Linked DNA regions of Homo sapiens: region 2 is linked to region 1. A link is a loop called in an ENCODE intact Hi-C map of the cell type or tissue named here. Cell type or tissue: dorsolateral prefrontal cortex. All regions are shown on one strand. Each heading gives the region's core, and the rest is flanking DNA. Links, peaks and the distances in the headings are about the cores only. Region 1 has its middle 160 kb from the start of LINC01673. Region 2 overlaps LOC102724355 (a long non-coding RNA gene).

The links. A loop is a pair of places that touch in the nucleus more often than their neighbours do. Peaks named below come from ENCODE experiments on the same cell type or tissue, not always from the same donor. Only the 100,000 strongest peaks of a DNase experiment are listed, where the experiment ranks them.
Region 2: it touches region 1 in a loop (2.1-fold over the local background); 3 of 110 quality-filtered maps call a loop at or near these places.

What each region holds. Positions count from the first base shown.
Region 1 is chr21:27,467,186-27,482,770 of GRCh38, forward strand. No RefSeq gene overlaps it. Among named protein-coding and RNA genes, the nearest start is that of LINC01673, 160 kb to the right of the region's middle. In dorsolateral prefrontal cortex, for the core only: a CTCF peak has its summit at 9,734; no DNase peak of the experiment used is centred there; H3K4me3 peaks cover 233 bases; H3K27ac peaks cover 513 bases.
Region 2 is chr21:27,306,998-27,322,582 of GRCh38, forward strand. The region is part of intron 1 of LOC102724355 (a long non-coding RNA gene); the gene reads right to left. Among named protein-coding and RNA genes, the nearest start is that of LINC01673, 320 kb to the right of the region's middle. In dorsolateral prefrontal cortex, for the core only: no CTCF peak of the experiment used is centred there; no DNase peak of the experiment used is centred there.

The DNA of each region.
Region 1 (15,585 bases), core at 8,497-10,996:
CTTAAATGTCAGTTGGATGATTTATCACCCACTTGTCAAGAACACGCAAGGATTCACTATTGCCGGCTAGTTACCCTCAATCTGGCCTTCCTCAGACAGTTCAACTTACCTTTCCAGGGTCAATCTCTCCTATTTTTTTAAATGTATACCTCAATCACTAGACCACATGTCCTCCTTGCTACTCTTTAAAGACAATGTTCATTTTGCACTGCATTTGTATTTGTTCACGTAGGCTAGCATTTTGCTCCCACCTCATCTTCATTTTTTGCAACTCTTCCAAGTCTCATCTCAACACCACTTCATCCATAAAGTCTCTCTGATCCTCCCATTCAGCACAACCTCCTGAGACATGAAATTCCAATGAACTTTGTTTGAACTATTTTAGGGCCCTTATCTTACACAATCGTGTATCCTAGTTATTCTTGCACTTATGTTATTAAACATAGATAGAGGGTTCTGTTTTTCCTAGTAGCCCCTCACAATATTTAGCCAAGTTTCTCAAAAATCACATGAGCTCAAGAAATGTCTGTTAAGCTGGAGGTTTGATGGATCCTACAATAGGCACTCATATTACATTTTTGAAATTTATATTTTTAGAGAAAATAGATCTTACTGTTTTTCTCTATTATAAAGATAGACTGAGATAAACAAATACTTTAGAAAAGAAACTTTGAAGAAATAACAAAAAAGCCCTCTGAGTGTAAATCTATTTTGTAAATGATTTTGAAACGTCTTACTTTTTATATCTTATTGACATATCAAAATATTCAAAACACCATTTACCTCAGTTGCTTTAACACAGTTCCACGAAGTATAATAAAAAGAAAACTAACAATAGAAAAGAAAAGCAAAATTACTGTCCTGGTTGGTACTACTTTACTTGAAGATCCAGTGAAGTTTCACCCAGGATTTTTTTCAAGTTTTGTGAGTTTCACCAACCACATAATCATAGCTTAAAACACATAATAAACATAAACTAATACAAGGAACTAGTTGGGGGATTCTTGGGACCTGCACACAGAAAATTCCCATGTTAGAATTAGGCCAACTGACTGGAGATCTGGCTACAATGGATGGCTATTTACTGCTCATTCAGTAATCTTCAGCTGGCCTTCGAAGTAAGGACTAACTTGTCTTTTCAGGGCTGGGAAGAAAAGAGAGAAATTGTGGTTTTGTTAAGTGCTGCAGGAAATATCCGGTCTTTTCTCTTCCTCCACTGTTTAGAAAAGAGCATGTATTGGCCAGGCACGGTGGCTCATGCCTGTCAGTAATCCCAGCACTTTGGGAGGCCGAGGCGGGCTGATCACGAGGTCAGGAGATCGAGACCATCCTGGCTAACACAGTGAAACCCTGTCTCTACAAAAATACAAAAAATTAGCCAGGCGTGGTGCCGGGTGCCTGTAGTCCCAGCTACTCGGGAGGCTGAGGCAGGAGAATGGCGTGGAACCTGGGAGGCGGAGCTTACAGTGAGCCAAGATCGCGCCACCGCACTCCGGCCTGGGGGACAGAGTGAGACTTCATCTCAAAAAAAAAAAAAAAGTCCCAGAGAGATACTCTTCCCCTCCCACTATGTGAGGAATAGCAAGAAGGTATTGTCTATGAAACAGAAAGCAGATCCTCACCAGACACTGAATCTGCCAATGCCTTAATCTGAGACCTCCTAGCCTTCAGAACAGTGAGAAATACATTTCTGTTACTCGTAAGCTATCCAGTTTGTGGTATTTTTTTTATAGCAGTCTAAATGAACTAAGACATTATGCTTTTAAATGATTTAGATATTTATGGTAGGATTCCTATAATTGCATATCTTGACGTTGCATTTCCTGAATTACTGTGTATAATATAAAAATCAGAGTACCACACTCATCTACCAGCCAAGCTGGGCTTGTCTGACTTATTCTTTGGTCCCTCACCTCCTTCTTGATTTGGGGGGACATTCTTCTATGCAATTCCGGGTTTTTCCTGTAACCAGGTCTTAGTTTTAATTTGGTCCACTCTGACTGCTATGCTATCCGGTGCTTGATTTCAATGAATAAATTCTAAGAAAGGTAGATGCATATTCATAATTCTTTTAAGTAAATGTGTAAAATATAACTTTTGATTTTCAGGTTGAACTAAAAGATGTAAAATTTAAAAGGACAGAAATGGCACAAATGCATGTAGCAAAATATCTGAGCCTCCTAAAACAAAACCAAATAAAAATATGTATTCTCTAAAATTTTGCATATTTCTCTGACTTCCTTATCCTCTACTCCAGTGGTGTAAAATTTCACTTAGCACCTGTTGGAGTGCTCTTGGCACTAAAATATCACAACTATTGCCAAAGTCATTTCTTATTTTCTAGAGCAGAACCAATCAGACATTTCTAAAGCTGCCTCCCTTCAAACTTCATTATGACCTCCTTAGCTCTCTAGGTGGGGTTTATCTTTCCTCTCTGGAGGTAAATTCTCTCACCTTAGCTAACTCAGGCAACTACACCCCCTATGTCAGCTTTTTCTGGTTTTGCTGTTAATATAGGAGGTAATTATCTGATACGGTTTGTGTCCCCACCCAAATCTCATCTTAAATTGAGGCTCCCATAATTCCCACGTGTTGCGAGAGGGACCTAGTGGGAGACAACTGAATCATGGAGGGGGTTTTCTCCATACTATTGTCTTGGTAGTAAGTAAATCTCATGCAATCTGATGGTTATATAAGGGGTTTCTGTTTTTGCTTCTCTCTCATTCTCTCTTGCAGGCGCCATGTAAGAAGTGCCTTTCAGCTTCCATCATGATTGTGAGGCCTCCCCAGCTACATGGAACTGAGTCCATTAAATCTATTTTTTTTTCCCAGTCTCGGGCCTGTCTTTATCAGTAGCATGAAAATGGACTAATACATTATCCTTGACCCAAAGTTTTATCACATTCCTCTTCCAAAATTTTATGAGTAACACTCCCCTTTTCTGTTATCACTACATCCATAATCCTGACACAAGAATAACAGATTTGCCATTATTTGAAATCATATGAGAAATGTTTAATGTTTTTGAACCGTGCGTAGAAAGAACAGCTGTCAACATTGAATACATACATCCACAATGTGAACAGAGTACTCAATCTGTATTGGGGTATAGGCTTAAAAAAGTAAGAGGAAATCCTGGGCCCTGCTCTTGAAATCCAAAGCTTTGAATTAAGGTGATAGGAAATGTATACCAATGCAAACTGAATGCTGATGTTATATGGTTGCTTCTTGTAGTAGTGAGAGTAGTTTCAAAACTGGGAGCTGCTATCATAAGCATTATGATAATATGGGAAACCAACTATACAAGAATCCAAAATATGAAGTCATATACTCAGGGGTGTCAAGGACCACAGATTAATGAGAAAATAATTCATAGGGGAAGTTGGCCTTAGCAGAGGTATTTATACATGGTTGAGGTAAGAAGGTTTGGTGCTGAAGGGCTCCTGTCCATGGCAGGGTTACTATTCCACCCCTAAGGCAGCTTGGGCTTTCCATCTACCCTGCCTGGGTTAATGCAACCTGAAAAGTCCAAAAATTAGAAGCAGAGCCGGGTGAGATCTTGATGTAGATGGCGAAAAAGTAAGTTTTTAATGTTTGAAGCTTAGAATATGGCTGGAAGTAGAAAGGAAACTGAAGGAAGCTAGTAGTGAAAAAGTGAAGTAGACTATTGACAAAGTAATAACTAGGAATTTTTGTTTCATTTGTTGAAGCTTTTTGTATTATACTGTGCCTGATATGATCAAAATATTTGAAGGAAGACTTCTAGATCTTGTGAGTTGACACTGTTTATGCTGTCATTAAGAATATCTATTCCAACATGCAGGTTAAGATAAAAGAAGAAAGTAGCTTGGACTATTTTAGAGTTTCTTCAAGAATGAGAAAAGTACGCCGGGCGCGGTGGCTCATACCTGTAATCCCAGCACTTTGGGAGGCCGAGGCGGGCAGATCACGAGGTCAGCAGATCGAGACCATCCTGGCTAACATGGTGAAACCCCGTCTCTACTAAAAAAAATACAAAAAAAAAATTAGCCGGGCGTCGTGGCAGGCGCCTGTAGTCCCAGCTACTTGGGAGGCTGAGGCAGGAGAATGGCGTAAACCCGGGAGGCGGAGCTTGCAGTGAGCCGAGATCACGCCACTGCACTCCAGCCTGGGCGACAGAGCGAGACTCCGTCTCAAAAAAAAAAAAAAAAAAAAAAAAAATGAGAAAAGTAACGGTGAAGTCTCAGTTCCATATAAAGGGTGCTGAAACACCAGAAATACACATAGGTGAGTTGTGGGAAGTAGAAAAAATACAATCAAAGAAAATTCCTGAAGGGTATTTTTGGGGGGAGTGGTGGTAATAATAAGATATTTTGATGTATTTTTCTAGCATCCACAAAGTCAGTTTTACTCTCCTTAAATTCTTTAAATTCTCCTTTTATTCTCCTTAATTTGACCCTTCTGTACGTGTGAGTCTAATCCTGACAAATCAACTCACATGAAACCAATTCACAGAGTCTCTGGCTGAATGGAGGCTTTAACCAATAACAACTTTCCTACCTCTCGAGTTGAACACATGCCTCACTCATTCCATAAAGGACCCTCTGTATGACAGGCACTGCTTTAGGCACTTGGGATATGTGAATGCACGAGTATACAAAGCTAAAAAACAAACACACACGCAGAAAAACCAAAGCCACCTTGACTTCACAAAGTTTGTGTGCTAGTGAGGGGTGGCCACAATAAACTACAAACAAGAAAGTTAAATTATATAGCAACTTAGAAAATGATAAATACTGTGGAAAAATAGAAATAGCAAAGGAGATTGGGTGCAAGGGCTGGAGAGAGGGTTGGAATTTCAAATGGTGTGGTCCCAATAGGTCTTATAGAAGTGATCTTTAAGTAAAACTTAGCACATTTTATGGACTGCCAAATATATTGTAGCTGCATGGAATACATAGTGAAGAAAATAGTCTGAGACTCCACTGTTTAAATCTTAGCACAGGGGTGGGGGAGCAGTCAATAACAGTAAAGAATTATGTAACGTATCAGGTAATGGGAATGTTAAGAGGATAGTGATCGGAATGAGGTGCTCTGTCTGGTAATGTGGACTGTGAGGCTTTTTATAAGGCGGTGTTTGAGCAACAGAACCTAATTCATATAATTTCTCAGTATGGGACCCATAGAAATTAGATACTCCAGCAATTCATATGTTCTAACCCTTCATTGGGGAAAGCAATCCCAAGGAAGGGGGTTGAAGATGAATCGATGTAAGGGAGGAAAGGAGAGCAAGGTAATAAAAATGGTTGTCTCTGATCTGGCTGCCACTCTGATCTGTAAGAAAACAGCAGGGTCTAAATCTTTTAGGAAGATTTTCTAAGATGCTGGCATTCCTGGGCTCTCCATTGGGAAAGAAGGGGAAAGCACTTATGTGCTGGTCAAGGGTCTCCTTTGTGAAAGTTGCACTCTACAGGGTGTTCACTTCCCAGCACTTCTGGGCTGCTCTTGTCCAGGTTCTAAGCTGGTCCCTGGTGTATCAAGCCTTAGCTGCACCAGAGAAGCTCTTGGGTAGAAGATAAGAGAGGATCACATGGAGCATAGGCATGATGTAACTCACTGTGCGTTGTGCGCATGTGAAGTTGAGAGGTAAACTTGCAAGCTCCATGGCCTCAAAGGTGGCTGAGTGGCCTGTGGTGCAAAGGTCCGCAGGTGAATGAAGCTTAGCAGACCTGATACAGTGCACAAGACGAAAAGTGCTTTATAGATATTAACTAATTTAATGCCAATAACAATCCTATGCTGTAAATGCTATTTTCATCCCTATTTAACAGAAAAATAATCTAAAACATAAAGATCTTTAATAACTTACCTGGAGTCACACAACTAGTGGGTGTCAAGATTCAAACAGGCCTTTCGCCTCCAGAAACATGCTCCTTAACCTTGTGAGTACCAATCTTACTCCACAAGCTAAATTGTTTTTAATTAATGGTGAAAAAATTCTCTTAAATCTTTTAATAGTTTTCTGTAAATTATGATTTCTAGTATTGCTTCATTTATCACAGAATCAGTTCATTTTAACTAAATTCTAAAGTAATGATATTTAATAGTCGTAGAAAGAATCACTGAGAAAGCAGCAAGAAGTGGAAGAGGAAAAAGTGCATAAATAGTACCTAGAAGGGAGCCTATTTTTATTTTATTTGATATATATTTTGACAGGAAAGAGGACTTTTACCTAAATACATTTTCTGGTATGTTATTTCTGCTCCATCAGATGAAGAAAATTGAATTAAAAATTTTGAATTACTTCAGTGGGTTATCTTGATGTAACCGTTAAAATTGTCTATTTCAGTCTGCATGTTAAAGTAAAAGAAGGACATAGTATACAAGGGGTTTGAATATCTTTTGTATATTATGAACAATTTGAACTCCATTTGCTTTGAGTGTTTCAGTTCCAAGCACCAGTTATCTGAGGAATGATAGGCAGAACAGACTTAAATTCAACACGTCAGTATGAAATTCTGCAGCCCTGGTAGAGAGGATGAAAGAACAATTGGTAATAGGTTCTGTTATCTTCTCAGTCCCTGTTCTGTTTGGGGATATTATCCATTTAAGTGAAGTCATTCCAAAGCACTGAGAACAAAATGTCTCTAATTTCACTCATTTTGAGAGATATTTGATTAACATTTTACCTATGCATGTATATCACACAGACACACACACACACACACACAGCCCTTCACAATTGTGCATAGAACTTAGGGTTTCTCTCCCAATATTAGTCTAGTCTGCATAGCCAGCAATGTTCTTCTCTTGAGGAGGATTGTAAAAGGATATTTTAAAAGTGCTTTTTCTAATGGAGAAGTGAATCAGACAAAGTAATCGTAAACAAGACATGCCATTTTTCTTGATGAAATATCTGTGACAGTCCTCGTTTAACTGGTCTCTTTGATTCAGTCTTGATGTGGTTTGTCCTCTTGTTTGCACTCAGCACTTTGTGCAAAGAGAAATCAGCACCTTTTCAAAATCAACAAGAAAAGTGGTAGTTACAATATTTTGGCCTTCATTTTTACTGTTGATTAAATGTGATTGTAGTTTCTTTCCTACTGAAGAACACCTAAATTCTGTCTCCCAAATAAAACAGAGAAGGGTGCATCTTTCTGTGCAATGTCACTTTTGGACCAATGAACATTAATTATGCTGTTTATTTCATCCAGAAAAACCGGAGATAAAATGTCATCCAAAGTCTTTTGATTTCTTATCCCATAGAACCCATGCTTTATCAGAACAGACATGTAGCTGACAAGGGCAATTTTTAAAATAAGTTTTAATTAGAAACTTTCCTGAAGTTCTACATTTATTTCTGCTTTAAAAATTACTAGCTAATGTCAAAGATGCTGAACTTTTATCTAGCCACTTCAATCGAAAAGGTTGGTATCAAGAAAAATACTGATTTTAGTCAATGAACAATGTTCACACAATGTAATAATAGAGAAAAAGTGATACTTGGGGAAAATAAAAATTAGTTTACTTCTTGTCCTTTTGTTCATAAAACAGTATAATTAAACTCAGTAAGTTACAAGTAGCATAATTAAGAACTACATGAGAGCCATAAAAATACTTGCAGATTCATTCAAAAGTTCTAACCACTGAATTCTGTATTATTTTTTGGGTCATAGCAGTTTCTTAAGATTTTCAGATTCAAGTTGAAGCAATGACTAATATCTTCTCATGAACATACTGACGTCAGTTACTCTTGCCATATCCCCTAGAAGAGTCGTCACGTTGGGTAGATTCTATTGGATAAATAACTCACAGTGCTATCCTTCTTTCATCTGTGACACTCCCCTCATATAACTAATGACCATTTATCCTTATCTTTTGTCTCATTATCTCCTAATAGATTATCTATCCTCCACAATATTACCAAGGTTGATTTATTTGCAAACAGATTTGTTGATTTCAGTGGCTCACTATCACCTACAGGAGAAGCCAGAATGCCTACAAGGCTCCCTCCATACCTTAACCTTCCCCATGACTACCTGGTATCTGGCAACACACACATACTCCGTATTTCCTGAACACCCCATGCCCTTGATCTGTGCCTTAGCTCTTGCTCTCCCTTTTGTTGGGAATACGCTCCCCCTGCTCTTTCTGCCTCCCCACATTTTTGTCCTTCATTGTATACACGATTGGCCTCTGAATGTTTTCTGGTCTCCCTAAAGAATCGGTCGTGTACATCTATGTGCTTCTGTAGAACATGCTCTACTTCTCTGTGGTGTGTGGGTCATGTAGACTACTTGAGGTTGTCAGTGACTCATTCATTCACTCAGCTCCTAATTAACAACAACTCACTTTGTGCCAGGCACTCTACTTCATGCTGTGTATGCAGCCGGTGAATACGTCAAACACAATCTCTCCATTATCAAGGACAAGTGGATCTCAATCTCAGCATCCATACTGACCACTTGGAGCACTTTGCAAAAAATGCAGATTCCTGAGCTACACCCCCCAGATATTTTGACCCAGAAGCTTAGAGTATAATGCAACAATGTGCTTGTTGTTAACACTTCTAGAGGATGATGATCGATTTGGCTCACTTACATGATGTGAGAGACAATGCAGTACAGTTTGTACCCTACTAGGCAAAAGAGATAACTTTCAACTTCCATTCTATTTTATTCTTCTAATTTTGTAAACTTTATACTCACAGCAAGCAGGCTAGTGCTTGGTACTTTTTATGTGCTCAGTAAATATTTTCGAATGGATGTATGACTCTCTCGTAGAATTTACAATCTAGTGAAGAACATGGAAGATTACAAAGGCACTTCTAATACTACATGCCATGGTTCAGGAATGATGGTGCTGGCCTAGAAGAGGATATCTAATTATGGTTTTTCAGTTAGAAAGTCTTCTCAGGAGAAAAGATAGGGCAACTGCTACCCAAAGGATAAGTATGTTACCAGATAAAATAGTTGATGTGTAAGAATGCCAGGCAAAAAGAAGTGCCTGCTCAGTATGTGGAGAGCATGACCTACTGACAGTGAAAATACAGTTATAATAAATGTGTGCCAAATGCACAAATAATCTGTGTATTGTTGGACTATGTGTTAGATATCCCACGCAATAGCTGGCAAACGGGAGGTGCTAAATAACTACTTATTAAATGAATAAACACTGTTCTGTCATAATCACTACATTTTAAATGAGATTGTAATTGCTATTTTCTAAAACAAATAAGCACAAAAAAGCACATATTTCTTCATTTTCTCTCAATGTGTCCTCATGCATATTTGAATGCCTCCAAGACCAGTTTTTCTACAAAGGAATGTTTACAATTAAAAAAATAACACTTTAGTTCTTAACTTATTTTTGACATTTTATGGCAAAAACAAGTTTTCTGGTTATCAGCTCTCCAGAGAATTCCATTTTAATTGTAATATATTGTTTATAGTAAAATACATTTGGAATTATTTTTTATGAATTAGTTAATTAAAGATATATGATCTAGTTGAGATGACAGTATTTTTTTCCTTTCATGTACTATCAGGAACTTCTAATAACTACTTTCAGTCAAATATAGTTATTTAAATCCTGTCATTATATACAATCACTAAGTTACAAAATTGTAAATTCAAAGCCTCTCTTCTAGAACTGCCAGGCATTCTACTAGGCAGAATAAACGTTAACAGTGATTTTCTTTCATAAGTCAATTCCTATGCTGCTGCCCAGCAATGCAAAACACTTACTTCCTCTAGTGGCTAATCATGTTGCCTACAAAAGAAGAATTTCTTTTTCTTCTGGGCTTTTAGATATTATCTAAGAAAAACAGTGCATTTTTAAAATTGGTTCTCTTCTTAATTAAAAAAAAGCTTTGAAATCAGTAGAAGATTTTATAAAAGTATAAAAGAGAAGCTGCTATTGTTATTTTTAAGAGTAAAATAAAGTACTACAGCCTATCATGAGTGTAAAATTCATGAGTCAAATCTGTTTCAGTTGTACACAGTCCTTGACACATAGTAGGCACATATAATGTATCTCCCTAGTTAGAGGTTTCTATAGAGTGGGGTTTTGAATATTTATTAAAATTGTGGGGCTAAGGGGGCAATTATTTTACCAGATTCAATCATAATAACAGAATGTGATACTAAGATACGAATGACAAATAGCTCACAATAATCCAGTTAAGAATTCTGAAAAATACAGCTGTGTGTATCAGAATTAATAAAATACCAAAATGACATTTCGAAAATGAGGAAAGCATGAATTTTTCAATAAGTGGAATGGTGAAAATTAAGTATACACTTGGGAGGACATGACAGGAAAGATATATCCCTATTTCACAACTTTTACACAAAATAAATTCCAATTGGATTAAAGATCTAAACATAAAACTGAAACCATATGCAAACTTACATGGCTTATTTAATATGATACCAAAGACTGAACTGAGAAAGGATTGTAGTTCAACAGATTTAAATGTTTAAAAATGTTTGCTTATCAAACCATATCAAATCAAGTAAGAAAGCAAAAGACAAGAATAGGAAAAATTTTGCATTGTGTACAAATAGTCAATATCTTTAATATAAATAACTCCCTTTTATGAATTATTTAGGAAAGTGCAAGTAATCCACTAAGGTGGTTAAAGAAACTGAACTAGTAAATCACAGGAAGAAATAAAAAATCAGTATGGCTAAGCATCTTAGTACTTTGCATTATGTTTATGAATTATATTACAATGAGGTCACTAAAGATTAAAACAGGGGACATTTTCCATTGTTATTAAGACTGAGGACAAAGGAGTACTCAAGGGTAACAAGTTAATGAAAGAACAAATTGTCTCAATTTTTAAGTTAATGAGAGAATAAATTGTTTCAATTTTCAAGTTAATGAGGGAATAAATTGTTTCAATAGTCTTCAATCATACAATACTGCAGTCAGTAAAATAATATCTATTTTTAGAACATTGACAGAGAACAATGTCTTGGACATATTTTAAGACAAAACCCTTGAACAAGGTAGGTTTGAACTGCACAGCTCCACTTATACATGGATTTTTTTTTCACCTCTGCCACCCTTGATACAGCAAGATCAACTACTCCATTTTCTGCCTCCTCCTCAGCCTACTCAATATGAAGTTGATGAGGATGAAGACCTTTATGATAATCCACTTCCACTTAATGAATAGTAAATATATTTTCTCCTCGTGATTTTTTCAACAACATTTTTCTCTTAGCTTACTTTAATGTAAGAATACAATATAAAATACACGCAGCATACAAAATATATGTTAATCAACTGTTTATGTTACCAATAGGCTTCTAGTCAACAGTAGACTATTAGTAGTTAGGTTTTTGGGGAGTCAAAACTTATACATGAATTTTTGACCATATGGGGTTTGGTATTCCTAATCCTCATGTTGTTCAAGGGCAAAGCATGTAAGGCATCTATATAGTTACTATAGCTATTGTCTTAGTTCATTTTGTGCTTCCCAGACAGAATTTCACAAACTGGGAAATTTAAGAGAAATGTATATCTTCGCAGTGTTCTGGAGGCTGGGAAGTCCAAGACACAGGTGCCAGCAGGTTCATTTATCTGATGATGATCTGGTCTCTGCTTCCAAGATGGCACCTTGAATGCTGTGTCTTTTGAAAATGGGGGAATGTTATATCCTCACATGGCAGAAGACAGGAGGGCAAAAAGCGAAAAGGGGCAAACTCCTTTCATTAAACCCTTTTATAATGGAATTAACTGACTTATGAGCAAAGAGCCCTCTTGAACTAAGCACTTCCCAAAAGATCCTATCTCCCAACACTGTTGCATTAGGGATTGTTTCCAACACATGAATTTCGGGGGACTAATTTTGACCATAGCATTCCAACCCTGGCTCCCCAAATTGATGTTTTTTTCAAATACAAAACACAGCTATTCCATCTCAATAGCCCAAAAAGCCATTCTGATGCCAACTTAAAAATCTGAAGTCTGGAGTCTTATCTAAATAAGTTATGGGTGAGGCTCAATGCATGGTTCATCCTGAGGCAAATTTCCCTTTAGCTGTGAGCCTGTGACATCAAACAAGTTACGTGATTCTAAAATTCAATGGTGGTACAAACACAGGACTGATATTTCCATTCTGAAAGGGAGAGATAAGCAAGAAGAAGTAACAAGTCCCAATTAAGTCCAATACCCAACAGGGCAAACAATCTTGAAACTTAAGGCCTTGGAGTAATCTATGTTGACTCCATGTCCTGCTGCTTGCACACGCTAAGGTGAGCGTTGGGTCTTCTATGCTCCCAGCAGCTCTGTTTCCGTGGTTTTGCTAGGCACAACCCATGCTTCAGCACTTATGCATTGAAGCCACATGGCAGTGACTTCTAGCTGGTATCGCATGCAGGTGGCTCTACAGTTCTGGGGTCTTGGAGGCAGCCCTACCCCATGGCTCCACTAAGCATTGACCTAGTGGGGTTCTCTGTGGCAGCTCAACCTCTGCACAGGTCTCTGCCCAGACCTCGAGGCTGTCTGCAATGACCTCTGAAATTTAGGAGAAGGAAGCCGTACCTCCACTGATTTTGTAGTCTGCAAACCTGCAGAATTAGCAGTACGTGCATGCTGCTAAGGCTCATCACTGTGCCCTCCGGAGTGGCAGCCTGAGTTGCACCTGCATTCACTGGAGCCATAGCTGGGGTGGCTGAGGAGAGCTGCACCAGAATGCAGAGAGCAGAGATCTGAGGCAGCCTGGACAAGTGAGTTCTCCTGCACAGGATCTCTGAAATGCCTTTCAGATCATTCTCTCATTGTCTTGATGAATAGCACCTGGCTTCCTCCTAGCCATACTAATCTCCTTATTACAATGTATCTCGGCCACATCCTTGGTTTTCTGTCCTCAACATGCCTTTTAAATACTTTACCCAACCAGGCTGTGAATTTTTTAAATCTTTACTTCCTGCTACTCTTTTGATTATAAATTCTATCTTTAAGTTGTTATTCTTTTTCCATTTTACTATAGGCAGTTAAGAGAAGCAATGCAGAATTGTGACTATTTTGCTGCTTAGAGATTTCTTCTGCCCAATATCCTAATTCATTTCTCTTAAATTTTGCCTTCCACAAAATTTTAGGACATAGACATAATTCAGCCAAGTTCTTTGCCATTTTATAACAAGGATGGCCTTTCCTTCAGTTTTCAACACCTCATTCCTCATTTCCATCTGAGACCTCATCAGAATGGCTTTTACTACCCATATTTCTATCAAAATTTAGTTCACAACGACTTAAGTAATCCCTAAGAAGAATGAGGGTGGAAGCCTTCTGAGCTAAACAGCTCCTAAAAGGCCACACCTTCCAACACTGTTGCATTGGGGATTAAGTTTCTAACGAGTGAATTTTGGGGGACACAGATTATAGCAATTATTTAGATATCTTGATAATTTATATATAACCATAACCATATAGGTGATAGGAGATAGTAGAAATATATAGTATAAGGTCTTTCATATTCAGCCATGCACATAAACACCACACACACACACACACACACACACACACGTCCACATACATGTTCATAAATATTTAGGTATACAGATAGTTTGCATCCTTTCCTGCTCTCACCAGCCTGGGTCAAAAATGTTATCATCAATTTCTTTCATGATAAGTGCCAAGTCCCCAATGTTTCTGATCATTTTGCCTTGCCATTAGCTCAAGTATACTCCCAAATTCTTCAGCAGTGACTCCTTTGTGGTGAAATCCTGTGGCTGTATTTGGTGCAGATTACCTTTGTTAGGCAATTGTGTTGTGAGACAGAGCTCTCTCTTTTACCACTGCCATTCATAACTTTGCCAAAGGTTTGAGAGAGGACATTCTTTCCCTAATACCTCCCAGCAAAACTGAGCACAGGTTATTGAGATAAACACTGCTAAAGCTCAGCCATAGAGTACATGTAATAGCAAGAGTGACTACTCTTTACTACTATTTACTTTAGAAAAGGTTGCTACTGTAGAGGTCATGAACAAAACAGAAGAACATTGACGCCTTACCTAACCACAAGAGTCCTTCATGTGGTCGGTAGTTTCACTCTCTGTCAGGTGGAATTAGCAGGTATTACCACACATGGAAATCTAGGCCCAAGTGCTTTCTCAGCCCCAGAAAAAGACAAAATCCTTCTGTTCCTCTTTCAGAACCAGGCTGGCTAACAATGGGTTATCTCTTCCCTGCAGGTGAAATCTTGTTCCTCATACAAAGGCCAATTCTTCCTCATGGTTTCAAAAATAACAACAACAAAAAGATCATAATATTATTATTCAGTCTTAGGCAGTACTAATGTGGGACAATATGTGTCCATGAAAGACTGAACTGTACCACATCCAATACTATTTCTTTTCTATAGTTGTATTTATATGGAGTGTGGGGGGGTGAATAAATATGTTAAGCATATTTACTTTTTTGCTGCACCCATCAACTCATCATTTACATTAGATATTTCTCCTAAAGGTATTTTTATCTACTGACTGCTATCTCCTCTTCACTATTGATTTTCTTGACCAAAGTTTCAACTAAAATAAGTTTAAAAGAAAAAAATAAGATTATACTTATTAAAATAAGTTTAAAAGAAGATTTGGGAAAATAGTAGAATATTTTTTCAGTTCTTCAGAGTAATGATTCTGTTAACTATAAGTCAATTTATGTTGCAAACACAACACTAAACGTCACAGCTTGTACTATGTGTGCTTTAATTACATCAAAACACTGTTAATTTCCAAGTATAAGAATGTTATTCTTATTATATAAAATAAAAACACATAAGGAAAGTTAAATTCCAATCTAGAATGAACCTAATTACTCATGTGACAAAATATTTCACAATTTTACAAGTGTATTTTTTGATATTTTATATAACTTTTCAATCCTATACCACTTCAAGAAGCTAAACCATATGACCCATATGAGATTTGACTCAAGTGATATTCTAGCAGTAGGTGCCTAGAAAGGGGTTTTCCTCCAAACATGAGCTTACTTGGCATGAATGGCTGTTCTAGTGTACATGACAAAAATTAGTGGCGTGAGGGGCTTACTTGGCATAAGTGGCTGTTCTAGTGTACATGACAAAAATTAGTGGGACTCGCACCTTCATTTCTGAGTTAAGTCATGGGGTAGGAATGCTGAGAGAATAAAGAGGTTTCAGGTAGCAGGTGTAGGCAGAGAAGGCCTGAGGCATGGGTGAATTTTTGCCCACTTAAATGGCACTAGAAGTGGCTGAAATAGAATTAGACCCATAGAAACTAGAATGAGAGAGGAATACAAAGGATAACAGAGCAAAGACTTGTTTGGAATGAAGAAATGAGAGCTAGTGGGATGGTAGATGTCCCATCGGGTGCCAGTATAAGGACAAATGACACCTTAGATGTCCATCTCACTCACACCTGAACACTATGTGCCCACAGTTTAGTTGCAAACCAGAGGCAAGCGGTCATGGGACCTTAAATTAACTCAAATTGTTTTTTTAGTCATCCAACATAAGGGAGGTTAAATGAGATATTGTGTAACTATATAAGCTAAAAAGATGTAAGCCTAAGACTTGGCATATACTTTAATTGTAGAAGATGACTACTGCTTCAG
Region 2 (15,585 bases), core at 6,697-9,196, 160 kb before region 1:
GTCAAATTTAAAGGGAAATATATCTATTAATACATACACACTATCATGCAAGATGTTCCAACTGTGCACATTTCTCAAGAGGAGAGGAGAAAAAATCTACAAAAATGACTTTTGTTGCAAGAAGAATATAAACAAGTTAAAATCCTTTCGTGATAACAAAAGTCTCACAAAAGAGGACTGGACTTTGTCCATGTTTTAGGAATTTGCAGATATAAAGAGTTAGTTATCTTCTACTCCAGCTCTGTAATGTGTAGTGTGAAAATATTTGCTGTCAGAAAAAAACAAAGTGGGAAGGCATAGATTTCACTGACAGAGAGAGATCAAGAATCCTTTCACCTCATATCTTTATATTTCTAACTTTCATCAAATGCTTGCAATATGACAAAAACATTGATTTTTTTACTACTCTCCCCATAACCCCAAACTTTTAAAAAATCCTGCAAGCATCTTGTTCTTTGGCATGAAATTCACTGTTAAGGCATGTTGTAAGGGCCCTGCTTGCCTAGCTGCATAATACTAAGCAGTTTAGTGCAGCATAGCTGATAGGCTACTCCTTTCTATTTTTTTCCACTAAAATGTCAGCAAGTTTTAGGCAAAGAAGCATATGAGGTAATATAACACATACGCCAATAAGGATATTAATTTCTAAAGAATGCATCCAAACAATTGAGAGTGTTACAGGAACACTTTCTCAGTTAACTCCCCAAAGGGTGTAACAAAAACTAAATCTATCTGTAAAAAGTAGTTTATAAAACATGTATTACATTATGTTTGAATAAATGTGGTTTTAGGAGTGTTTTTGGTACACTATACAAATCCAACTCTCCTAATCTCAGTATTTGTCATAAAGGTCCACTCCTCAAAAAAAAAAACAATTCAAACACTCAAAATTGTATCATTTCGGTAGTTCGAGACTTGGAACTTTTGAAGACTTTATGTCAACAGAAAAATAATTCAGCCCGTTCCTTAGCTTTTAGGAACATTACTTTCTCAATGTCGTATTAATTCATACTTCTAAACCCAGGAGATTCAGCGATATTTGTGTGCAGAAAAGGATGAAAAGTCCTTACTCCATTAGATAAAACAATTTGCATCTTAGCTCCATTGTATAGCACATCTTTATCTCACTTTGAGACTTAGAATGATTGGTGAAAATTGCAAGTGTTGTCCAGTAAAACAAAAACAACAAAAAACGCAGGGTGGTGATGGTAAGGGTGGGGGGTGTGGAACAATAGGACTGGAATTGTCCACTGCTCTCTGCACAGATAAGCTAACAGGAGAAAGCCAATGTCCTGAATTAGAAGGGTCCAGAAGCAAATTATTTTCACTGGAGACATTCCTTGAAGTCCCAGTCTAATGTGGGGTTTACCATTTTTCTCATAAAATTTACAATTTCCCTTCATACTGTCGAGCACTATTGGTTGTAATATTTGTAGTTCATGAGTATTTGTTTAATGATTGTTTTCCTTTTTTTTAATTATACTTTAAGTTTTAGGGTACATGTGCACAACGTGCAGGTTAGTTACATATGTATACATGTGCCATGTTGGTGTGCTGCACCCATTAACTCGTCATTTAACATTAGGTATATCTCCTAATGCTATCCGTCCCCACTCTAAGCTCCGTGAGGCAAGGCTATTATATTCAATGCCATGAACTGTCCTTGGCTTTTTCTGTACCTCAAATCTACCATGATGCTAACAAGTTTTCCTCTGCTATTTTGTTGTTATTTTCAGTGACGTTCACCAGACATGGCCTGACTGCTATCTCTTTTCTTCTATCCATATCCAAGATTCTCGATTGACCTGTGAATTGACTGCTCTTGAGTTAATGCTGAATCCTGGTCCAAGTGGTTGCTTTTAGAGGGAAGTCAGATCACGAGGGGCAGCATCTCTGCTGAGAGGGCTCCCTTCTATATAAAACTCTCTGACCAGCCAGTGTTCCTTAAACAGAGGAGCAAACATGTAAGCTGATATGCACCGTCTCCTCTTTTTATCAATGAGGGCTTTCAGGTACTTTTTCACGCATCTTAAAAATCCAGGACTGTATCTGGCACTTGAAAAGTTCCAACCAAGTCAGGTAATTTTCTATCTTTTTATACTAATTTTACTAGGTAATTAACTACAACACACATATATATTTAAAAATATGTTTATCGTAAATAACAATTACTATGTATTATGGAATATTCGTTTTTCACACTTATTTAATACATCAGTTTATATACATTTCTTCATGGTCTACATAAGAACATATTGGTCTGCATTGCTGTTACATTCCAAGAGTAATTCTTAAAATGTTCGTCGTGTGCATCTTTGACTTCATAATAAATACTTTAAATTATTATAATGCATGTTTGTGAATTTCTAGTTTTGTAAGGCAGAGTGCTAGAAATGTTTCTTAACAATTTGTAATAACTCACTTTATAATCTCTAATAAAAATAATGAATAATTGCAATGCATATCTCTAGAAATAAAATTTCTCTGGACTATATATTTGGAACGAACATTTTAGCTTCTTACATTGTGTATTTTAGAGGTTAAAATATGGAAACGATCACATATCACACATTTAAATTTAAGTAGCCTATGCAATTAATACTGGAATTAAGTGCTATGTTATAATATTAATTTTTTAGGTACAAGTGACCAATATTATGAAATTATTTTTATTTTTAAATTTTATTTAGAATTGGGGTTATATGTGCTTGTATGTTACATATAGTGCTTACTTGTGGTGTTTGAGCTTCTAAGTGTACCAACAATGAAAATATTGAACATTGTACCTGATAGGTAATTTTTCAACACTCGCCTCTTTTCCACCCTTCCGTCTTTTGGAGTCCCTATTGTCTATTAGTTCTATCTTTATGTCCATGTGTATGCATTATTTAGCTCCCACTTATAAGTAAAAGCATATGATATTTGGTTTTCCATTTCTAAGTTAGTTTCTAAGTTAGTTCACTTAGGATATTGGCCTCTATTCCAACTATGTTGCTGCAAAAAACATGATTACATTCTTTTTTATGACTGCAAAGCATTCCATAGTGTACATATATCACATTTTTAAAATTCCAGTCAAACATTAATGGACACTTAGTTTGGTTCCATGACTTTGTTATTGTGAATAGTGCTGCAATGTACAAATTAGTACAGGTGTCTTTTCAGTATAATGATTTCTTTTCTTCTGGGTAAGAAAATCTCACTACCCAGTAGTGGGATTTTTGGGCCAAATGGTAGTTCTACTTTTAGTTGTTTGAGAAATGTCGAAACTGTTTTCCCTAGAAGTTGAACTAATTTATATTTCTACCAACAATACATAAAAGTTCCCTTTTCTCTGCATACACATCAATGTTCCCTTTTCTCTGCATACACACCAACACCTGTTTTTTGACTTTTTAGTAATAGCCATTCTGACTGGTGTAAGATGATATTGCAATATGGTTTTAATTTCATTTCTCTGATGATCAGTGATATTGAGCATTTTTTCATGTGTTTGTTGGCCACTTGTATTTCTTCCTTTGAGAGGTGTTGCTCATGTCCTTTACCCAGCTTTTAATGGGACTGTTTGCTTGTTTTTTTTGAATTGAGTTCCTCATAGATTCTGATTATTAGTCCTCTGTCAGAGGCATAATTTGCAAATATTTTCTCCCATTCTGTAGGTTGCCTGTTTACTCTGCTGATTATTTATTCTGCTATATAGAAGCTTTTTAGTTTAATTAAGTCTCATTTGTCTATTTTTGTTTTTGTTGCATTTGTTTTTGGGGTCTTCATCATAAATTCTTTGCCTAAGCCAATGTCCAGAAAAGATTTTCTAATTTTTTTCTAGTATTTTTATAGGTTCAGGTATTAAATTTATGTCTTTAAACCATTGATATAGTTTGGCTATGTCCTCACTCAAATCTCATCTTGAATTGTATCTCCTATAATCCCCACGTGTCTTGGGAAGGACCCGGTGGGAGGTAATTGAATCATGAGGGTAGGTCTTTCCTGCGCCATTCTCATGATAGTAAGTCTCACGGGATCTGATGGTTTTATAGAGGGAGTTTCCCTGCACATGCTCTCTCTTGCCTGCTGCCATGTGAGATGTCTCTTTGCTCTTCCTTCGTCTTCCATCATGATTGTGAGGCCTCCTCAGCCATGTGGAAAAATTAGTCCGTTAAATCTCTTTTCTTTATAAATTACCCGGTCTCGGGTATTTCTGTATTAGCAGCATGAAAACAGACTAATATGTCCATATTGAATTAATTTTTGTATGTGATGAGAGATAGGTGGTCCAGTTTCATTCTTCTGCATATGACTAGCCAGCTATTCCAGTACCATTTATTGAACAGGATGCTCTTTCTCTATCATTTATTTTTGTCAATTTTGTCAAAGATCAGTGGGTTGTAGATATGTGGCTTTATATTGGGTTATCTATTCTGTTCTATTGATCTGTGTACCTATTTTATACCAGTATCATGCTCTTTTAGTTACTGTAGCCTTGAGGTAAAATTTGAAGTCCAGCAGTAAAGTCAGGCAAATCTAGATGCCTTCAGATTTGTTCTTTTTGCTTAGGATTGTTTTGGCTATTGGGGGTCTTTTTGGTTACATATGAAATTTAGATTTTTTCCCCCAATTTCATGAAGGATGATGTTGGTAATTTGATAGAGATTGCATTGAATCTGTGGAATCCTTTGGGTAGTATGACCATTTTAATGACATTGATTCTTCAAATCCATGAGAATGGAATATTTTTTATTGTGTCATCTATGATTTATTTCATCATTGTTTTATAGTTCTTCCTTAGAGATTTTTCACCTCCTTGGTTAAATGTATTTCTAGGTTGTTGTTGTTTTGTGGCTGTTGTAAATGGAATTGAGTTCTTGATTTGGTTTTCAGCTTGAATGTTATTGGTGTATAGAAATGCAACTGATTTTACGTTGATTTTGTGTCCTGAAACTTGACTGATTTTATTTAAGTCTAGGAGTCCTTTGGATATATCTTTAGGGTTTTTTGCTTGTATGATTATGTCTTCAGTGAACAGAGATAATTTGACTTGTTCCTGTCCAATTTGGATGCTTTTTATTTTTGTCTCTTACCTGATTGCTCTAATAACTGCAGTACTGTGTTGAATAGCAGTGGTGAGAGGAGACATCCTTGTCTTGTTCTGGTTCTTAAGGGGAATGCTTTCAGCTTTCCCCTATTCTATATAATGTTGGCTGTGGATTTGTCATAGATGGCTCTTACTATTTTGAGGTATGTTTCTTCAATGCCTAGTTTGTTGATGATTTTTATCATGAAGCAATGCTGAATTTTATTAAATGCTTTTTCTGTTTCTATTGAGGTGGTCATATGGTTTTTGTTTTTAGTTTTGTTTATGTGATGAATCACATTGATTGATTTCTGGATGTTGAACCATTCTTGCATTGCTGGAATAAAACTCACTTGATTGTGAAGAATTATCTTTTTGATATGCTGTTGCATTCAGTTTGCTAGAATTTTATTGAGGATTTTTGCATTGATATTCATCTAGAATATTGGCCTGTGGTATTTTTGTTGTTGTTCTTTTGCCCTTGCCTGATTTTGGTTATAAGGGTGATACTGATTTTGTGGAATGAGTTAGGGAGTAATTGCTCCTCCTTAGTCTTTTTTTTTTTTTTTTTTTTTGAATAATTTCAGTAAGATTGGTACCAACTCTTCTTTGAACATCTGGTAAAATGCAGCTGTGAATCTGTCTGGTCCTGGGCTGTTGTTGTTGTTGTTGTTGAAAGATTTTTTATTTCTTATTCTATTTAATTACACATTATTGGTCAGTTCAGGATTTATGTTTCTTCCTGGTTCAATTGTGGAGGGTCATGTTTCCAGGAATTTATCTATTTCCTCTAGGCTTTCTATTTTGTGTGCATAGAGGTGTTCATAACAGTCTGGAAATCCTTTGCATTTCTGTGGTATCAGTTGTAATGTCCCCTTCCTTATTTCTGATTTTACTTATTTGAATCTTCTCTCATTTTTTCTTGGCTATGCTAGCTAACCATATGTCAATTTTTCTTATCTTTTCATAAAAACACCTTTTTGTTTTATTAATCCATTGTATCAATTTATTAGTCTCAACCTCATTTAGTTCTGCTCTTTATTATTTCTTCTGATAGTTTTGGGTTTGGATTATTCTTGTTTTTATAGTTTCTATAGTTTATAATGTGGATCAACATTAGGTTGTTAATTTGGGATCTTTCTATCTTTTTGATGTGGGCATTTAATGCCATAAACTTTACTCTTAGTACTTCTTTTGGTGTATCTCAGAAGTTTTGGTATGTTGTTGTCTCTATTTTCATTCACTTCAAGGAATTTTTTTATTTCTGTCTTAACTTCATTGTTTGCAGAAAAGTCATTCAGGAGCAACCTTCCTTGCACTTGTGTAGTTTTGAAACTTCCTCTTAGTATTAATTTCTAATTTTATTAAACTGTGGTTGAGGAAGATACTTAATATGATTTAGATTTTTTGAAAATTTATTGGTACTTGCTTTATGGCCCAAATATATGGTTGATTTTTGAGAATGTTCCTTGTGGAGGTGGGAAGAATGTATATTCTGTGGTTGTTGGATAGAATGTTATTTAAATGTCTATTAGGTCCATTTGGTCTATAGTACAGTTTAATCCATAGTTTCTTTGTTGATGTTCTGCCTCAATGTTCTGTCTAGTGATGTCATTGGGATGTTAAAGTCCTCCCTTATTGTATTCCTATCAATACAATAGTGTTTTCTTAGATGTAGTAGTATTTGCTTCATGAACCTGGGTGCTCTGGGGTTGGGTACATATGTATTTAAGATATTTAAATTTTCTTGTTGTATTGAACCCTTTATCATTATATAATACCCTTCTTTGTCTTATTTTTCTGTTGTTGGTTTAAAGCCTGTTTAATCTGAAATAAGAGTGGCTACTCCTGCTCACTTTTGTTTTCTGTTTATATATCTTTTTTCTTCTAATTTACTTTGAGTCTGCAGCTGCCTTTAGCCAGTAAGTGAGCCTCTTACATGCAGCAGATGGTTGAGTTCTGGAATTTTTGTTTGTTTTCTTTGTTTTGTCTTCTTTTGTTTTGTTTTTTACAGTTTCCACTCTATGTTTTTAGAGTAGAGCATTCAAGTCATTTATATTCAAGGATAATGTTGATAGGTGAGATTTTATGTTTATCATAGTGTTGTTAGCTAGTTGCCTTGTGGTTTCATTGTGTAGTTGCTTTATGTTATCTGTGAGCTTTGTATTTCTGTCATCTTTTATGATGGTGTGGGTCATTCTTTCATTTCCATGTGTAGACTGCACATTTGTTGGTGGTCTGGTCTAGTGGTGACAAATTCCCTTGGTGTTTCTTTGTCGGGGAAAGGTTATATTTCTCCTTAATTTATGAAGCTTAGTTTGGCAGAACACAAAATTCCTGGCTGGCTTTTTTGTTTCTTTAAGTGGGCTAAAAATAGGCTCTTAATGTCTTCTGGATTATAGGGTTTCTGCTGAGATTTCTGCTGTTAGTATAATAGGATTTCAAAATGATTAGACCCCTCTCTTGATGCTCTTAGAGTGTTTTTTTTCCCCTCTCATTGACTTTGGATAGTCTGATGACTATATACATTGGTGAAGTTCTTGCAATGTATCTCTAGGAATTCTCTGAGCTTCTGGTATCTGAATGTCTAAATCTGTCCCAAGACTAGGGAAGTTTTCTTAAATTATTTCCTCAAATAGGTTTTTCATACATTCTTCTTCTTCTTTGTTTTCTTCTTCCTCTGTCATTATGTAATTATGTATAACTTGTAGGTTTGGATGTTTTACATAATCTCATATATCCTGAAGTCTTTGTTTATTTAAAATTTTTTTAAATTGTTTCTCACTGTTAATTTGAAAGACCTGTCTTCTAACTCTATAATTCTTCTTCCACTTGGTCTAGCCTATTGTTAAAATTTTCAGCTGTATTTTGTAACTATTTCAAAATTTTTTTTACTTCTAGAAATTCTTTTTATTTTTTAACGATGCCTGTCTCCTTTTCCATGTCCTGAATTTTTTCTCTGATTTCTTTATGTTGGTTTTAGTTTTCTCTTGGATCTCAATTATTTTCTTTAAAATCAGTATTTTGAATTCTTTATCTGTTATTTCAAAGATTTCATTTTGTTTGAGATCCATTGCTAGAGAGTTACTGCTTCACTTTGGGGGTGTTGTAACACTGTTTTTTCCTATACTTTTGGAGTTTTTTCTCTTGTTCTTTTACATCTGGATAAGCTGTCTCTCCTTCATATTTTTTGATTTTGCTTTACTTTGGAAAGGACTTTTTCCCTTCTTGAGGAGGTGTCTACAATGTATGATGTTGTATAAGGTCCTTTTACTTTGTTTCTGGGAGTTTTCAGTGGTAAAGAGTCTGGAAAAACTCCTTAGTTATTGAAGCCTTTCTATGGTGGCTTTCTCAAATGTTTGTTGTAGTAGCAATGTGTTAGGCATGTGAGTAGGCTCAGGAAGCTTATCACATTTTCCAGAGCTATGCATTTGTGTCAGCAGATTTCCTCTTGTTTTGTGGGGTTCAACCTCCATGCCAGTGGGTGGTGCTGTAGTGTTAGAACTGGCTGCAGCCAATCGGGATGGGTATACACTAATACTTGATCCTTGTTTACTATGGGAAGCTCTGTGTTACCCAAGACAATGGGTTGAACTGTGGAATTCACAGGGTTCTGAGCTCCCTACTTATCTCCAGAGTGGGGGACCAAGGTAGGCAGGGCCCGACTGGACAGGCCTGCCTCATGTCTCATAATGGCAGGCACAAGCACCAGCTGTGTTGGGGGATTCTAGTGCACAGCCACCAAATGCCCAGAAGTGTGCCTAGGCATGGAGTTGGAAAACCTCCACTGCCCCAAGTTTTCTGCACAGGTAGGGGAGTATGGCCTAAACACAACATCAAGAAGAGTGGGTACTCCAAATTCCTGGAGATATATCTGGGCTTTCAGCACAGAAAGCTCCACTGCACCAAGATCTCTGCACCTGAAGGGAGAGGTGGCTCAGGCTCCAAATTTGGGCAAGTGGATGTACCAAATGCCTGGAAACATGCCCCAGGAATGCAGAGTACATAAACTGTGGTTGCAAGAAGGTCTTTGCAGGAAAAAAGGGGAGGGGGTGGCTTGAGTGCCTACTGTAGGGGAGCAGGTGTGCCTCATGCCAGGTAATACACCCAGAGAAGGAATAGAGAAACTGCTGCCACAGCAAGGTCTGCATGAGAAGGGAGGGATAGATTGTACTCCTAATCTGTGAGAGTGGGCATGCCAAATGCCTGGAGTTCTATCTGAGTGTGGAGCAGAGGGAGTACTGCTCTACGACGTTCTTTTAGCAGAAAGGGGATGGCAGCTCAAGCTCTTATTCTCAGGGGGCAGATGCACCAAAGCCCTGGAGCTATGTCTGGGCATGGAGCAGAGAGTTTGCTGCTGCACCAAGATCTCTTCATGAGAAGGGAGGAATGTCTCAGGCTCCTATCCAGCTGTACAAGTGTTCTAAATGCCTGGGACTGTGTCCTGGTGAGGAGTGGAAAAGTCGTCATTGTACAAGTTCTTTGCAGGGGAAGGAAGAGGCAGCTTAGGCCACTAGTCTGGGACAAAGGGTATTTTGATTGCTTGGAAATATGTCCTCTGGCGAGGAGTGGAACTCTCCATGAGGCCATCGGTGCGGGCTGGGGGAAAGAAGGCAGGGTGGCAGGAGTGGAGACCATGGGTATTTGAACCACTTCCTCATGTAACATACTTGTGCCTTCAGGACTTGTTTGAGCCCGATAATATATATACCACTTCCATTTGATGATGGAATGCTGTTGTGCATGACCCACTTTATGGCTAGATGGGTCAGAAAGCACCCAGTTCACGACAGGCAGTTCAGGTCACATGGTGACTTGATGACCCACAGTCAAATATACAGTTTCCACCAAAGCCCAGTAACAGGCCAAGAGCTGTCTCTCAAAAAAGAGAGTAGTTATCTGCAGAAGATGGCAGGGTCTTGCTCCAAAATCCTAGAGGCCTCCACTGTGTTTCACCTATAGGGGCCTGCCAAAGGCTCCAAACAGCATCCCTATCTTCCACTGACACCTCAAGCACCATTGGATATGCTGGGTCATATGACCCAAGTGTCAGAGCAGCTTGCACAGCAGCCTGGACCTGTTGCAGAGCATTCTCCTGTTTCTGACCCCACTCAAACTGGCAGCCTCTTGGGTCACACCATCAATGGGCTGGAGTAACACACCCAAATGAAGAATGTGTTGCCTCCAAAATCCAGATAGGCACACTAGGTGTTGTGCCTGTTTCTTAGTTGTAGGAGGGGCCAAATGCAGCAACTTCTCCTTCACCTTAAAAGGAATATCTCAACAGGTCCCACACCACTGGATCCCTAGAAATGTTACTGAGGTTGAAAGTCCTTCAGTTTTAGTCGGATTTATTTCCCATCCTCTGGCATGCAAATGTCTCACCAATAAGTCCAGTGTGTTTGCTACTACTTCTTGCTTACTGGATCCAGTCAGCAAAATGCCATCAATGTAATGGATCAGTGTGATATCTTCATCAAAGCAAAAAGCAATCAAGGTCTCTCTGAATAAGATTATGACACAAAGGTGGAGAGTTGATATACCACTGAGGTGGGACAGTAAAGGTATATTGCTGGCCTTGCCAGCTGAAGGCAAATTGCTTCTATTGGGCCTTATGGACAGGAACGGAGAAAAAGGCATTTGCCAAGTCAATGGCTGCATACCAAGTACCAGGAGATGTGGTAATTTGCTCAAGCAATGAAACCACATCTGGTAGGGCAGCTGTAATTGGAGTCATCTCTTGGTTAAGCTTACGATAATCCACTGTCATTCTCCAAGATCCATCTGTCTTCTGCACAGGCCAAATAGGAGAGTTGTGGGAATCACCACCCCTGCATCTTCCAAGTCCTTGATGGTGGCAGTAATCTTCACAATTCCTTCAGGAATGTGACATTGTTTTTGACTTACTATTTTTCTAGATAGAGGCGGCTCTAGTGGCTTCAATTTGGCCTTTCCCACCACAATAGCCCTCATCCTACCAGTCATGGAGCCAATGTGGGGGTTCTGCCAGCTGCTAAGTATGTCTATGCCAATTATGCATTCGGCCACTGGGAAAATGACCACAGGATGAGACCAGGGACCCACTGCACCCACTGTAAGTTGGACCTGAGCTAAAACTCCATTAATTACCTGACCTCTATAAACACTTACTTTGTTTGGAGGACCACAATGATGTTTTGGGTCTCCTGGAATCAATGTCAGCTCAGAGCCAGTGTCCAGTAGTCCCCAAAATGTCTGATCATTTTCCTTTCCCCAGTGCACAGTTATCCTGGTAAAAGGCTGGAGGCCACCTTGGGAGAAAGACTCACTGCATTAATTGTTGGTAATGTAGTGGGGTCCTTCCATAAGGAGGCCAGCCTCCCCTTCACTCAGGCCGTTCTGGGTCTGTAAACTGGCTCAAGTCTGGAAATTGATTGAGGGCTGGGATTCTCTTTTTGTAATTCAAATTAGTGTTTTGTCCACTCGATCTAGAAGTTTTCTGCTTGTATCAATTAGGTAGGAATGCAGTAGGTTTCATATCAATTTCACTTCTAGGAACACTGTGATTAATTAGTCAATGCCAGAGCTCTATATGAATCAGATTATTCTGATTGCTGCTTTGCCTCTGCTGTCCATTACAGTAGCTACACCCACCTTGCCTTTGATGGTTGAGTACTGACACTTGGCCCCTGCCACCTCGGGATCCAATTATTCACACTGTATTTAAATTTTGTAGTGAGTGACTGCAGTGCCCACCATTAGATCTGACCTACAGAGAAGAGAAATTATAGGGCTCCTCAAAGATGCAGGTGCTGCCCTCACTACTCTATTTTGCAAGGCATTGGTCAAGGTTATATCTTTTGGACCCTCTGAGCTGGGATGAGTAGGTCTAAATTGACTGATCTACTCCACCATCCCAATCTCCCTAAGCTTTTGGATCCCCTCCCTCTATATTAAAACAAGGGAGATCAGGCATTTCCAGCTTGCTCACAGTGGGCCATCTTTTAATCCATATTTCAGCTAACCAAGCCAATAAACTATTAGAACCTTTTTAACTCCCCAAGCTGCAACATTGAAAGCAGAGTCCCTACTTGGTGGGCCCAAATAAATGAATTCAGCCTTATCCAACTCTATGTTCCTTCCACCATTATCCCATACCCTTAATATCTACCCTCATGCCTGTTCTCCAGATTTCTGTTTATATAATTAAAGAAATCAAACAGTTCTTTTTGAGTGTAGCACACCTCCTCATGGGTCACACTCTCAACCTCACCTCTAGGGGCCTGCTGGGACTGTAGTTATAGGTCTAGAAGAAAACAGGGGTGTTGGGAGTGGCTCCTGAAGAGAATCAACATTTTGCCTGGCAACTGCCTCAGGGGAGGCCATCACTGTTCCCTCGGGCAGCGTAGGGTTTATCTCCTCAGACAAAGGTGGAAAGGATGATGGCAGCGTGGGTTGGGGAGGGGATGTTGCCACTACTAGAGATGGGGAAGCTGTTTCTTTTCACAAAAAAGGTTCATCAGGATTTACAAACTCAGTGGCCCCAGCTTCATCAGGGTCCTCCCACACATCCCCATTCCAAGTTTCGGGGTCCCATTCTTTTTCAGTCAATACCCTCTAGACACTTTAACAGTAGACACCTGGCGAGGTTGTGCATGAGTCTTTCATTGCAGTTCAGCCACTCTCATTCTAAGAACTTGTGTCTGTTTTCCCACAATTTCAGCTCTTTCTCTACAGGAGATAGAAGCTCTGAGTTCATCATTTTCTTTCATCACTTTGTCCACTGAACTTAGGAGCAAACCATCAGCTTCATTATGTTCCTTGATTCTCCATATATGGTCAAAGGTATTATGCATAAAATCACTAAACTCCTTGCCTCTCACGAGCAGTGAATCAGGAGTATCAAATGCATTTATTTTGCATAGCTCTCTAAACAGTTCATGCCAAAGACTATCAGTGTTTTCCATACTATTAGTAGAGTCCTTAGCATTTTTCTGTCTAATCATATTAAGCAGCCACCTCCAGAAACCCAAAAACCAATGAAAGAACTCCATCCTTAATATTCTGTTCATCTAGAACCACTCCTGGTATCAAAATCTGTATTAGTCAGGGTTCTCTAAAGGGACAGAATAGGAGATACATAAATGGGAGTTTCTTATCTATTAACTTACACGATCACAAAGTCCCACAATAGGCTGTCTGCAAGCTGAGGAGCAGAGAGTCAGTCCAAGGCCCAAAACTGAAGAACTTGGAGTCTGATGCCTGAGGGCAGGAAGCTGATCCAGCACGTGAGAAAGATGTAGGCTGGGAGGCTAGGCCAGTCTCTCCTTTTCACGTTTTTCTGCCTGCTTTCTATTCGCTGGCAGCTGATTAGATTGTGCCCACCAGATTAAGAGTGGGTCTGACTTCCCCAACTCACTGTCTCAAATGTTAATCTCTTTTAGCAACACCCTCACAGACACACCCAGGATCAATGCTTTATATCCTTCAATCCAATCAAGTTGACACTCAGTATTAACCATCACAGCATGCATAAGTGCAATGCGAACAACAAACTTTACATTCCAAAAAAATACAATTGAAAAAATATAGGGTCAATTTGTATTCAAGCTTAGTAACATAGATTTTCAGTATAATCGTTTTTAAGTTTAATTATTTTAACATTTTAAATTCATGGAAGCGCATTAGGAAATATTTACTTGTAAATGTAGGTTTTATTTATTTATTTTCCCTATTCATTTCTCAGAGGACCTGAAATAATTGTACTTTCATTCTAACTGCTGCCTTTCTTGCTAATGTTTAACTTTAAATGTAATCAATCATTTAGCCTAATCTTAAAAATATTTTTTATAAAAGTAATACATATTCATTGTAGAAAATGCATTTCTTTTATAAAACCACATATTCCAGAAGGAGGAAACTAAAGCGAGATACAGCCGAAGTTGAAATGTTTGTGTTGCTAAAATCTTCTCTTAGTCAGACTTCATTGAACAAGCCAAACAATTAACTTTTGTTTGAGGGTTTGCAATTAACAATAAGACCCTTCGAAAGTACTATGTCAACATTATTTCAGACAAAAGACCTCTTTCAATATTTCACCTGACACAGTTTTACATTAATTCCACTTAGCAAATGTTGGTTGAGTATTGCCTATAAGCTTGGCACTCACTGATTTATCTAAAGTAATATTATTTTTCTCTATTGACTCATCTAAATTCCAATCTTTGTAAAATATGCTCATTGTAATTATTTAATTGGTTTTTACCTTCAAGGTAAATGTAAATTGTATCTTGAAAGAATTCATTAAAAATGAAAATATGGCATATTATATTTGTTCCTCATATATTTTATAAACATATAATTATCTATCATCTATCTTATCTATCTATCTATCTATCTATCTATCATCTATCTATCCACCTACCTATCTATCCTGATTATGCATCCCAATTTAGAGTTTCATAGACCTTCTCTCAAAGAGAAGGCATTCTGTCAATAAAATGAAATCATGTAGGTGTCTTCTATTTTACATAATAGTTGATTCAAAATGGGCAAAATTGTATTAACTACAGTAGCTACTGGAAACTTCATTTAATACAAAGGCTAGACCAAAAAAAAAAAAAGCCATGCCCAGTGATCTGAATACCTTACATATTAGAAAAAGGGCACAGTCTACAAAGGAAAACGTTCTAAAAATCCTTGGAGAAATTGAAATTCATGGGAAATATAAACCAAAGGCTTTTGAAATTAGAAAATTCATCTTTGTTTAAATACATCTAATAATGCATTATGGGCTGTAAATACATTTCCAAAACTTATAAAGACTAGAGGATAACATTCCATTCTAGTAAGTTGTCTTCAATGGAGGAAGTGTATAAGTGATGCCAAATCCTCAGTTGCCAATAATATTCTTTCAAGCAGCTGACCTACTTTCCTTAGGGCAAGGCTCTAGTTTTCCCAAATGATTGTCATTTGGATTTCAGAATAAAATAATTTATCCCTTCTGTTCATAGTTAGAAACAGAACTGAGAACACAATGGATATTTTTTCTTTTCAGACAATGGGTATTTTTTTCGTTTGCAAATCTGCATTTATAAAACAATGGTGTGGTAGAAAGTCAAACACCAAATTAACGAGGAAAAGTTTAGAAACGTTTTGTTACATTTTACATATTTCAACGTCTCAAAAGTGGCATCACGATAATGCAATAGCTTGTCTAAAAAATGAAAAAAATAAATAAATGTTATATTTTGTATATAATGCTAGAAAATTTGAACAGTTCTAGAAGATGCACAAAATGGTGATCTTGAGGAAATTACACATGGAGTTTTTTAAGGATTCGATTCCCATATTAAAGCCAATACCATCATGTGAGGTCCCATATTTAAAGTTTAATTTCTCTGTGATTATTTACATAAGAATAGCTCCATTTTTCAAAACTTTCCTTTCATTAGGAACAGAAACAAATGTCCTCTAGGAATGAATGAAATATTTTTCTCTACTATTGCTGTTGTTTTTAAAGTTGAAAATTTACC